2 separate regions of the Mus musculus genome follow, and region 1 is linked to region 2. Evidence: chromatin contacts called from ENCODE Hi-C or POLR2A ChIA-PET data. All regions are on one chromosome and are shown on one strand. Each heading gives the region's core, a stretch centred on a gene start or an enhancer-like site at or near the end of the contact. The rest is flanking DNA. Distances are from core to core; before and after follow the strand shown. Region 1 holds the start of Bclaf1 (BCL2-associated transcription factor 1). Region 2 holds the start of Ifngr1 (interferon gamma receptor 1).

What was found. Hi-C counts contacts between places; a loop is a spot of excess contacts on that map. ChIA-PET counts read pairs that join two places held with the same protein, here RNA polymerase II (POLR2A).
Region 1: a loop to region 2 is called in a map of heart, with 7 times the contacts of the local background. The contact joins the promoter of Bclaf1 here to the promoter of Ifngr1 in region 2. A Hi-C loop is called at or near these places in 1 of 37 maps with a recorded cell type or tissue (heart). POLR2A ChIA-PET finds 5 or more read pairs at or near these places in 1 of 5 experiments (embryonic stem cell).

The regions. Positions count from the first base shown.
Region 1 is chr10:20,308,537-20,314,953 of GRCm38, forward strand. Bclaf1 (BCL2-associated transcription factor 1) reads left to right here and starts at 3,933. Exons shown (of 13, transcript NM_001025392.1): 1 at 3,933-4,068.
Region 2 is chr10:19,588,687-19,595,223 of GRCm38, forward strand. It overlaps Ifngr1 (interferon gamma receptor 1), which reads left to right and starts at 3,263. Exons shown (of 7, transcript NM_010511.3): 1 at 3,263-3,511. The coding sequence starts at 3,400.

The DNA of each region.
Region 1 (6,417 bases), core at 2,683-5,182, 720 kb after region 2:
GAGCCTGAGAGATGGCTAAGAGCACTGACTGCTCTTCCAGAGGTCCTGAGTTCAAATCCCAGCAACCACATGGTGGCTCACAACCATCCGTAACGAGATCTGGCGCCCTCTTCTGGAGTGTCTGGAGACAGCTACAGTGTACTTACATATAATAAATAATTTTTTTAAAAAAAGAAAATTTGTCTTAAATCAAGAAAACCATAAGTTGAAGCGAACTCATGGTTTGTTTGTATCCCTGGCTAACCTACTACTATTTGCTATTTAGGTCAGGCGGGCTTTGAGGTCATGGGAATACCCCTGCCTCATCCTCTTGAGAACTGAGATTATAGGAATGTACCACCATGCAGAGAGATGTTTGTTGTAAGAATAAAACATGCTGGCCTGAAACCTTACCATACACTTTGATTTCACATGCATCCTTCTGCAACTTCATGTGTTTCCCACCACCGTGACCTAGATCTGGTGGCTGGTTTTCCCTTCCCAGAATTAAGTAGTTGTCATGGGTGGTTTGTGTAAACTTTATACTACCTTCTACCAGCTAGTTCTTGCTTCCTTAGCCAGTTGCACTTAATCAGGCACCACTGCCTTTCTCCCACCCTTTGTCCTGGGAGTTACACTCATCCCTGCAAGCTACATTTTGAGTTTCAAAAGCAGAAATGCTTTGTTCTGTTTTCTAACCCTCTTGAGGTGACTAGTCTTGGTTGTCAATTGACTACATCTGGACTTAAATTTAAGGCTGGAGGGCACAGCACTGAGGGCTGAGGGATTGCTTAGGCTGAAGTAGGAAGATCCACTTTTTTTTTTTTTTTTTGGTTTTTTTTTCAAGACAGGGTTTCTCTGTATAGCCCTGGCTGTCCTGGAGCTCACTTTGTAGACCAGGCTGGCCTTGAACTCAGAAATCTGCCTGCCTCTGCCTCTGCCTCCCAAGTGCTGGGATTAAAGGCATGTGCCACCACACCCGGCGGAAGATCCACTTCTAACCCGAATCTTGAGGTAGGAATACACGTGCCTTTAAATTGGGCCATACCTTTTGCTGGGAGCCTTAATAAGGACTTGGAAGAGGGAACCTTTTGCTCTTTGCCAGCTTTCTTTTGCTTTGCTGGCAAGCCCATTCCTTCCCTGGCATTAGAGCCCACTTCTTAGGGATTCCAGCATTTACTGAAGATATCCAGCCTCGTGGACTGATCAACTTCTAGATTCTGGGACTTTCTGTTCATAGCCAGTCATTGCTGAACTAGGTGGACCACAGCCTGTAAGCCATTCTAACACACACACACATACACACACAAACACACATTCATTTAATAAGTTCTGCTACTCTAGAACCTAAATCACTTCTAACACACAGATATCAGGTTTCAGCAAATCACCGGTTCTCCAGTGTTTATGCTAACCCCTAGAGATTTTGTCTCTAAGTGTGTGGAGAGACTGACACAGGCACATTTCTGTGCTGGGGAGTGAATCTAGGGCCTAGCACATGTTAGGCATGTGCTCTGCCACTGAGTCATATTCCTAGCCTGGTGACCTTATAAAATAATAGGATTATTCTCATAAGGTCAATCTTGAGGTGTATCATATTCTAAGAGAAATTATTAGGGTTTGTTAATATCAATGGTCACTTCATGGACTAGGCTGAAAAATTTTTGAGACAGGGTCTCATGGAACTCAGGTTATCTACAAACTTGTGTAGCTGATGTGCAGACACTTAAAAACAAAAATCCACTAACTTATAGGTCATAAAACATTACTGCAGCATTCATTTGTGTATTAGTAAGGTTGGCAACTTTACAATCTATATTTCTTCTTGGAAAATTTTCTATTTTTAGGAAATGTCCAACTTTCCATTTGGATCTTTCCACGTATGACAATTTATGGTGGCATTTCAGGTTTTGAAAAATCAAATAAAATGAATATCTATTAAACAAGAACCTTGAAGCTTGGTTTAAAAAACATCACATATAAAATAAATCTAGTTCATCTTTTATTTCTTTAAGAAATTATTCACATACATTTGCCTAAGTGTATGGAGTGGTTATATGCTACAACTCCCTGTAGACAGGGTCAGAGGACAACCTTTAGGAATCTGTTCTGTCCTTCTGCTGTGAAGTTTTCAACAGGGAAGACTGCTTGGACATGGTTTTAAGGCAATGGAAAGTATATTAGCTGTCTGAGTGTTCCAGATCCGAGTGTGTAGTCCTTGGCTTTATCAGGGTGAGAGGCACAAAAACCGTGTTCTGGGTTGACAGACTTCATTTAAGAAAAGCAGTTAACTAGATGTGGACTACAGATGCCCAAACACAAGCTTCTTCGCACACATACACTTCCCCAGAGCTATAGACCTCGATGAATTAGGTCTTTGTTTCCTTTTGGCAGATAGGACTGCCTACATGCTGAGTTTTACAGCCTGAATAGTACTTCTGCCATGGAGGGAGTTGTCTTGGGCCCTACTACACTTCTACCATAAAGGTCCCAGGGATTGAACTCAGGTTGTATTGGGCTTGGGAGCGGTTCCTTGACCGTCTGAGCTCCTTACAGAGGCTCAACCTGTTTGTTAGACATCCACTTATTTATTTGTTCCCATGTCTTCCTTCTTTGGTAACACATTGATTTATTTGAGGTCAAAGTTAGGTTAGGAAGGTGTACTTCTGTGGCTGAACAATTGTGTAGCGCGTACCAGGCAGGTTCTGCGGGTTCAGTGCCCAGCACAGGGGATCTAATGAGCGAAAAATTATATTGCCTTAGATGAAAAGATAACTTTCCAACATATACTAGAATTGCACAGGACTTAATAGCTTCAAAGTGATTAGATTTTGGTATTTTGAATAGATTAAGAGCTATTGGCCCCTGCTGTCTCATTAATATAAAATAGCACAGTTGTGCTGTCTTTGTGCTTCATGTAAATACAGCTCACCTACTTGACAAGTATTTTCTGAGCTCCTACTTTATGCTTTAGACCTATCAGGGTCCCGCATATAGCGCAGATCATAGCTTCCACCATGGTAGTGGGAGCTGGGTGCGGAGCAATTGCCCAATTAAAATACAATCAAAATCAGGATTCATTGGTCAGTCAGGTACTTCCTCCACTGTGGAGTGGATTGTGAGGACAGGCTGCCCTGAACAAGGTTAAAGATCAGAATCAAACTCTAATGCTGAACTTAACTGACAGGCTGCCAATTACAGCTTTGAAATCCTTCAAGGAATTTAACGTTGTCCTAAAATATCACACCGTAATAACGGCTTTAGTCCCTTGAGTGGTCCTGCTTTGGTAAGAACAGCAGGTAAATATGTCTGCAACTTGCTTCAATTCAATCCTGGCTTCTTCGTTTATAATCTGATTCTGGCAGATCCAGTTAGGGCGTGAGGTTTCCGGATCCGTACAAAACTCTGAGAAAGCCTCAGGGGCCAGGCTCCGGCGCCCGGGAAGTTAAGAGCCATTCCGTGACGCAGTCGCCCAGCCGATCCAAGTCTCACGATCGGCCCGGGAGGGGGCGGGGGGCGAGTTCACCCGAAGCCACTCGGCAGAGACTGCCTTGTAACTGTCATGTTAGGCGTCCGAGGGACGGCGCTTCCGGGCAGACGCAGCCCTGCGTCGTCGGTTTTCCGGCCTTTTCCTCAGTGAGAGAGCTTCTGGCGTGCTCTGGGTCGCCGCCTCAGAAGGAGCCAGGCTCGCTAACAGCGGCTCGGAAGTCAGGGGACATCAGTCTCGACTGTTCTTCGAACAAAGCCGAGCCGCCTGCGGAGAAGCCAGCCAGCCCTTCAGGGCCCGCCCCACCCTTGTCCCACCCCCTGTCGGCTACACCTCGCGAGACCGGGCAACGAGACTTCCCAGAAAGCCTTGGGCTACACTCAACCGCGGTTCGCCAGTCGCGCCTGGGCGGGACGGTGGGAGGGGCCTGCCTAGCGATTTAGCGGCCTGGAAGGCCACGCCCCAAGTCGGAAGTGACGGAGCCGAGCTAGCGCGACGAGGCCGCCTCTATGGTCTTCCTCTCCTTCTGGAGTCGGGAAATGGCCGCTGTGTAGTTAGCACGGAGGTAAACCCTGCACGCACATCGTGCTTCGGCGTGTCAGGTAGGCCTCGCGCCGCATTCGAGTCACTCAAAGGAGAAAGCCGAGGCGACAGGGCGGTTGGGTATCGACAACTCTGACGCGTGGTGACGGGTCGGCGGCGGGAACGGGGACCCCGAGCCGTTACTCGTGCGTTTTCCTCCTCGCTCCCTCGGGTCTGGAAGGCGCCGCGGGCCGCCGGGGTGGGGGGATGGGGGAGCTGCGCCACCAGCGGGCCGGGCTGCGAACCTGGCTCGGGGCCGGAGCCCGGGAGGCCTCGGCGTGCGCGTGCGCAAACCGCTCGCCGACCCTTCCCCCACGGCCTCGGCTGGGACTCCTGCGCGCGCCCGGCCCAGGGCTCTGCGCACGCGTGCTTTTTTCCCCTTTCTTCCCTGCCCATGGCAACGCCGCCGCGTGTGTTAGTTTCCGAGCCTTGCTTGTTGTTGGCCTTGGGGGAGGCGTCTTCCTTCCTGGTCCTAGCCTTTGGGACTCGGAGGAGATAACGGCGAGCTGCGACAAAGTTAAGCAACGGAATCAGCCACGTCGTGCGTGGCGGTTAAGCCGCCTCCCTCGCCTCTATGGGGTACATATGTCGGTTTAGGCCAGGCTTAATCAGATGAAGGCTTTCGATCTGTTTGTAGCAGACACCTGGGTGTTGGCGCCAAAGTTTTTCGTTTTGGCTCCCTACCAACTCACTGTTGTAGCCGATCAGTAGGTGCGTAGTTCCAGTTTCTAGCGGGATGCGACTAAGAGAGGGGCCCTTTCTCAGTAATCCAAGCGCTGACATACCTTTTTTTTTTTTTTTTTTTCTTGTTTTTCCAGACAGGGTTTCTCTGTGTAGCCCTGGCTGTCCTGGAACTCACTCTGTAGACCAGGCTGGCCTCGAACAGAAATCCGCCTGCCTCTGCCTCCCAAGTGTTGGGATTAAAGGCGTGCGCCACCACCGCCCCGGCTACCTTTTTTGGTAAGAGTTAGCACACTTTAGAAATTGAGGATATTGGCAGCGGTGATTGGGGGGATAAATGGGTGAAGGAAGAAGGTTATAGTTCTGTCACTCAGTGCTGGCCTTGAACTCCCAGTTAATCTCCTGCCTTAGCTTCGGGAGTGGTGGGATAATAGTATTTTTTTTTCGTCACTTCTTCGTCACCCCAGCTGAGTTTTAAGATTTGTTTTCTTGGTCTGGGGAGTGACCAGAATATTGGATTTCTGTACCCTAGACGATCTTCTTGGGTCCAAGTGGCTTCGAACTACGGGTTCTCCATGTATATATGTGTTTGGGTTATAGATGTGCAAATTCATACCCAACATATTTTAAGTTTATCTAGTTAAAGTGAGGACCTGTACTTTCTACCTTTAAATTTAAAGTTTTCTATTAGAATTGAAAAGGAGAAAAATTGAAAGGGAAAAAAAACCTGTTAGTCACTTCAGACTCACATCCTGTTGGTACAGCATATATATTTTTGTATTAAAAGGGAATCGTAGAACAAAATGTCTTGTCCTCACTATGAGCTTGTATTCTAGATTAGCCCTAACTGGGATAGTTGGTACTGTTACGCAATAAAGGACCTTTAAAGACTTACCAGTTTGCATTTTTTGTGTGATTCTAACCAAATTCAGGGTAGTGTGCTGGGAAGGATGTCTCTAAAGTCGTTTTTAGTAAACAGCTGAGATTTCCAGTGTTGGAATAACAGGCTCCAGCCACCATACATACCCAGTGTATGTGGTGCTGAGAATCAAACCCGGGGCTTTGTGTGTGCTGAAAAGCTCTGTCAGCTAAGCATATCCCCTGTCCTAGAGTTGACTTTTGTCTTAGAAAGCAGAAGTTAATTTTAGGACTTGAAAGCCGATCTGGAAAAAGCACTGCTTTTTAGGCTAGTATCTAGTTGAATTTATTGAAAAACTTATTGTGGGGAGCAAGCAAACTAAGCTGCATTAGATTATCTGTGATGTAAAATAAGTGGAGAAAGCTTTTTCCAGTTGTTTATATAGATCTTTTGATTGGTAATTCCCAGGAACTGTATTTGAAATCATTGATGGAATACTATCCACTATCTGAAATCTGCTGTGTAATTTTTATGATTGGTTAATGAGAGAATCTAGAAGACCAGTATATCTCTGGGTAGCAATTGTACTGGTTAATAAGAGAATCTAGAAGATCATTGTATCTCTGAGTAGTAATTGTAAGTGGTTGTGGTTGGAGGATATGGGTTTGTGTGTTGCTGGTTCTAGCTTCTTAAACAATCTTAAAAACACTGAGTATTTGAGTTATAGGCATTTAATATTTTTGATTCAACATTGAAAATAAGTCTGTGAACTTTATAAGTAATAATATTGATCTTACTTAATGTCTTAGGACTTTTTTTTATAGATTTA
Region 2 (6,537 bases), core at 2,013-4,512:
ACATTTTGCAAAAAAACATAATGTATATATAAAACATGTGCCTTGAGTATATATAATTTATAGTGAGCTCTCTAGATAAACACTATGGCAAAGAAAAAAGTTAGATATGGGTCTGTGTGGAGACAGAGGCCTGGAGAGTCATGTGGGGTAAAGGGTATTGTCTATAATCTATAGATTGATGGGGAGAATACAGAACTCTGTGCTGTAGCTACAGACGCTCAAGCGTCTGCTTTACAGGGGAAGGAAATGCCTAAATACAGTGTGTGCTACTCATTGTTGTAGCTCGGCCATGCTCGCTCGCTCACTCGCTCTTTCTTCCTTCCTTTCTTTCTTTCTTTCTTTCTTTCTTTCTTTCTTTCTTTCTTTCTTCTTTCTTTCTTTCTTATTTTTTTTCATGCTCTGTTTCTAAGCTTGTAATTTTTTTTATTTAGCCGTATTGATTTCCTCTAAGCCATGTTGAGTGTGGCCTTCAGACTGTATCTCTAATCCTGAGCAGCAACTCCACATATATTTTAGCTTTATATTTTCCACCCTCATCCCAGATTTTTTTTTCTTTAATTTAAAATCCATCCTGAGAGTACAGTGGGCACAAGCACATACTTGGAGAATCTCCACTGGTCTGGCTTTAGAAGACAAAGCACTGATCATTCATTCTCTTCTGTATTGGCTTTACAAAATTTCTATCATTGGATTTTTAAAATATATAGATTTTATTTATTTTCCTTCTAATTTTATTAGCCTATAGAACCTATTCCTTCCCCCTTAATCTCCTAATTAGTCTGATTAGCAGGCTACAATATTGTAGATCTCTTGGACTGCAGATATAGCCTGGTTGGTAAAGTACTTAGGAAGCATGCGCACAGCTCTGGGATTGCTCCCCAACACTGAGGAACCTGGTGCCGCAAGCATGCCTGTAATCTTAGCATTTGGGGGTGGAGACAAGACTAGCCAAAGCTCAAGGTCATCCCTGGCTATATAGTGAGTGTGAAGCCAGACAGACTGGCATACAAGAGCTCCTAACTCAACAAATAAAACCACCGAACGAACGCCGTTTATTCCTCCATTAAAATCTAGACTAAGCCAATCCTGCCCCACCCCCCACACGCACACGCATGCACGCACGCACGTCTGATACTGTAATCTCATTGTTCATCTTGAGAACTGGCACAACATCGATACTGCCCTTACAGTGCCTCTTCCTCAGTGGATACAAGGTCCATGGGGGCAGGTGCTGTGTCTGCCTCCCTCGGGGCAATATTTTACTGCATAGCTATATCTTGGGTATCCACAGAAGCACTCGGAAACACTTAACTCCCAAGCATCCTCTGCCTCCAGAGGACTATGGCAGTGCCTTGGAAGGAAGGATGCTCTGCAGGTGATATCTGAAGCTTTGTCCAGATCCTTCCTCAGAAATGGAAGGTTCAGTGCCATTCCCTCCCAGCCAGCAGGAGCGCAGCTAGTAATCAGCCTCAGCTGCCAGTCTTCTAGTGGGAGATGCTAAAGGCATGGAAGCCACAAATCATGTCCTGTTCTGGCTTGTATTCAGTGCTGGGAAGTTGCCGCTTCACTTCCTATACCCATGGAGGACACTCTACAAAGCCATCCCCACTTTGGAGCAATGTGTGAGGTTGACATGTCTTCACAATCAGATCTAGCTACCTCTCTTTTATCCCAGAGGTTTATCCCAGAGGTTTATCCCAGCAGCACTTCTCAAGGACTGTTTCCATCACTTCATAATCTGCTTCCTGGTAAGCCAGCCTGGGGCACATGGAGTCTCAACTACAACAAAATCTGCAAGCCGCATGGTGCGGTCTCTCCTACTCTATATTCCTAAACAGCAAAGTACAGTAATTTATCCTTGTGCCATACAATGACCAGAAATGCCTTTCTTGAGGTGCATATCAGATGCACACCCAAACTCTTATTCCAAGTACTCACATCTGTAGCACCAAGGGTGAGACATTTGCTGTGTACCTTTTTCAGAAATGCAGAAAACTGAAGTCTAACCTGAATCATATGTACTGAATCTGAACCTGCACAAGGTCACCAAGATTTATCCTGACGTCAAAGTCTGAGAAATGCTGGGCTATTAGCATAATTAATTCGTTAATTAATCAAGACAAATAACAAGCCTTAGCTGGTAACTCCAAGTCTGCAGAATGTCTTCATAACATTTTGCTTGGAAGACTCAGAGAATGTCATGCCAGTATCTCTCTCTACGGTATAGAGCTTGCATTCTAGGAAGCAGAGAAAATCAAATCAATATGCATATTGTAGGAGGGGGTGCAAATGTGTTATTAAAAATAAAGTGGAGTAAAGAGAAGGGGAGAGTGGGTTGCATTCAAATTCCTTGCAGACATGGTGATAAAAGAGAGCTGAGGCGAGTGAGGCAGCACAAGAGTGTTGTCTATAGTAAGTGCAAGGTCACTAAAGTGAATTTAGGGGAATGAGAGAGATTTAAACTAACCGGTGCGGTCAGAGAGGCAAGAGGGACGATCTCTTGATGAAAGACTACTTAGTGATCCGCCCTTTGACATTTCATCATTAAAATGGGCATGTGCTTTTTGTGGTGGTAGTTTGTTTTTGCTAAGAATAAAGTGCTAGCCAAGCACATTGGATTTGCGTTGTGGGAGTCTGAACAAACTGTCTTGAAAACCAGAAGTTTAAGTTCCGCGGACAAAACTGGTGGGAACTGGAGAAGGATTTTTGTAACTTCTCTAACACCTCAGGCTCCAACACGCCTCATGCTGAGGGATGAGATAAGCATGGTGTCTGGTTGTGGACTGAGGCAAAAATCTCCAACCCCAGGTTACTACATAACCAGAATGAGGAACTGAGGAAGGTAGTGTCAGGCTGAAGAAGGTAAGGTTCCGGTCAGAGTTTCAAACGTATCCACAGTCCAGGTCCTGAATACAGAGAAGAGCCCACAGTTTCAAACCTCAGGCTAGTCCACCCCTTCTCCAACTTAGTGAAACTTCTCCGCCCACGCAGCGCACTGCCTGGCTCCCCAGTCCAGACCTCGCCTATAACCATGTCCTAGTCCACTTTAGACCCGCCAAGACACGCCTCCTTGTATAGACCCCGCCTCACATCCCACCTCTACTCCCAACCTCCAATCAACTCTAAGAGATTGCGTATTGGTCCCGCCTCTCTGGCTAGACCCCCGCCCTGAGTCCGCCCCTGAAGAGCTGCCTTTTAACCCTTTGCCCCGTGAGGCTCCGCCTCCCACTTAAGCCACGCCCCTCAGTCCCAGGCTGGTCTCTCAAGCTTTGGTTTTGGCCCCACCCAGCTCCCCGGCAGGCCGCTTGCGGACTTGGCGACTAGTCTGCGGCGGACGTGACGCCAAGGCCAGGCCACGGGCAGCGCGGGTCCCCTGTCAGAGGTGTCCCTCGCGCAGGAATGGGCCCGCAGGCGGCAGCTGGCAGGATGATTCTGCTGGTGGTCCTGATGCTGTCTGCGAAGGTCGGGAGTGGAGCTTTGACGAGCACTGAGGATCCTGAGCCTCCCTCGGGTAATCTCTCCGAGCCGCTGCGGGCTGGGGCGGGAGGCCAGGCCGGAGGCGCCGGGCTGGGAAGTCCCTGCGTTCCTGCTGCGCCGCCCTGGGCAAGGCAGCCCCAAGGGGCCCCGGGGGCTCCGCGGTTTACACGCCGCTTTCGCCTCTTCTTTGCCGACACAACACAAATCTGTGGTCTGTTTTACAGTTAGTTTCCACGGCAGCGTTTGGCATTGTGTGTATGACTTACAGACTTTATTTTCAATCTGTAGTCGGAATCCTCTGAAGGAAAAGGGGTGCCAACGGATACTAAGAGATTCTGATTTGTTTGTTAGTCTGGCGTTTAAGTGTTGAGATGCAAGGGTTCTTCTCGTAGCTTAAATCCTCAGAGCCTTTGATTTCAAATGATTATATATTCCCAGGACATATATGCTGGGAATAGTTCCTCTTTATGATTAGAGCTCTAGAGACAGCAATAAAACTTTTCATGCCCTTCCAGTCCCTAATCGTAAGTATCTGAGAAGTTCCCAATCTCCAGCTGCTGGAAGGCATGGGGAGACCTCTTTAACTCTCAGGCGAGTTCCAGCTCTGAACCCCTCCTATGGTTTCCAGGAGCTTCAGTTAGGCGTGCAGATTCCAATCCTGCCTTGACCTGATTTTCACAGTAGCTAGGATGTAACCACCTAGATGTCAGATGAAGGAAATGAGGTGCATGTTCAAACTGAAGTTCCACTGAGCTATAGAGAAAAATGAAATCATAATTGCAGAACAGTGGAATCAGAAAAAGTGTTAGTTGTGTTACACAGCCAGATTAAAAAAGACAATTACCATGTTTTCTTATGATAAATCAACCCCAGAGAAGTGTGTGTAGGAAATCATGAGAGGGGAGGAAGAGATCTTGAGGAAGAAGAGTTTAAAACAAGCAAAAGCAGGGTAATAAAACTCATGGGACATTAATGTAGAAGAGAGGACTCTTGGGGGAGGCAGGTGACCAGAAACAGAGAGCCAGGAGCAACTAAGGAATGAATCAGAAGCAATAATGGTATGTATGCAATATGTATGAAAATGTCTTATTAAAATCTTGTGCTTTCATAATTTAAAATTTTAAATTAAATATAGGATGCATGTATGGAAAAAAATTAAGCAAACAAATCCTTAGACATCCCTTAGGATAGACATGGTACCAAGGGCTAGGTAGATGAATTATAGTTATGACTTACTGAATGCTGGGCACTGTCTATTTTCACATAACAGATCTATTTCTACAGTCACCTCTACTAAAAGTGCCACCGGTATCTGCATCCATGGTGAGGCACACGGGGCTGCCCAAGTGGTAGGAGCCACTTACTAGGTGGTAGAGTACAAATTCTTAACCATCCCACTGCCAGCAATTACCAGGGGGAGTCGCCTGTCCCTGTTGTCCATTGAAGTACACTGTGATCAGAGATTGAATTTACTTTCAGGCTGCTGGAAATCAAGACTGGGTACCTAACCTCATTCAGGGGACTCTGGGAAGACTTTTTCAGAGAGATGTAGCTTAGAACCAGAGGCTTAGAGAGAATGTGCTTGCAGGGATATGAAGTGGTATGTTCAACTAGTGGGAGAGTTTTAACAGACTGTGTGGCAGGAGAGAAATAGGAAACCACTGGAATTCTTGTTGTGTATTAATATCAAGGAATGGAAATGGGGCTTTAATTGGCTTAACCCAAAACAGAAGGTTATTGGTTCAGAGAATGAGATACCAGCTTGGCTTCGGGAAGTTGGAACACAAGAAAGCTACCACTGATGAGCAGTGGTTGTGCACACCTTTAATACCAGCACTTAGGAGGCAGGGGTGGTGGATCTCTGAGTTCGAGGCCAGCCTGGCCTACAGAGTGAGTCCCAGGACAGCCAGGGCTTCACAGGGAAACCCCATCTCAAACAAACAAACAAAACTGAAGAAGAAAGGAGGAGGAAGGAGGAAGAGGAAGAGGAGGAGAGAAGGAAGAGGAGGAGGAAGAGGAGGCAGCAGCTACCATGTACCATTTTTTATTTCTAGTTGTCCTGGTTATTGACAGATTCCCTATTTGGCAGGAATGGTGTGTGCTGGTAGCCTTTGGGTTTTAAAATCTTGCAACTTCTTCTGTCACAACAAAAACCCCAGAGGAAGGCTCATTTCCCTAGCTTGGTTGGGTGCCAACCAAGTGGGAAGGACATTGTTGAAAGGTGTGGTGTGGAGGAATTCTCAGAAGGAGAAGCACACTGTTCCTGAACAAAGTTCAGGGCCCAAGCCAGGAATCTAATGTGCCCAGCATGGTTGGTGTCGCTGAGTGGTGTGCAAGGTTAGAGAATGCTAGTTAGAAGTGCCAGGCATCATCATATTGAGTAGTTTAAGGGAGAGAGTCCATTAGGGAGCTCAAGTGTCAGGAGATGCCATGAGGAGTGGCTGTGTAATGGAGGAGAGGGGAAAGCTTGCAGGAATATTGAGGAGGTGGGGTCAGTTGGACTCTGACTGGGTGTGGGTGGAGAGAGGAACACAGCTGCCTGGCCCAGGGCAGAGCCTTAAACCTAGTGCCAGGTACTTCCCTCTACTTTAGATCCTCCTCTGTGTGACCTCATAGTTTGCACCCGCTATGGTAACACCTATGCCCTTCTGTGTTGTACCCCAGCACTTTATAATGCATTTCCTTAGATTTTTGTCGTGTTCCCTCTGCTGTTTTTATTTGTTTGTGTATTCTGTCTTGAAGTGGAATCTCATATGTAGCCCAAACTTGCTTCAAGCTGAGCTCCCTGGTGCAGCTCCCTGAGTGCTGGGATTATTATAGCCCCAGGCCAGAACACCAATTCCTTTTGCTTAAAGTGAAGATTAAAGTGTAAACTTCTGATTCACAGTCTCTACAGATTTTGAAAGATGACATTTTGATTCTAAAACAAACAACATCAACAAAACCTCTTAGAGATTGAAAGCACATAAAAGTTTTTAAAAACTGATATCCAAAACTTAGCAACACACGGCAACAGTGTAAATTTTTACAAACTAGATGAGCAATAAATGGCTTTGTCAT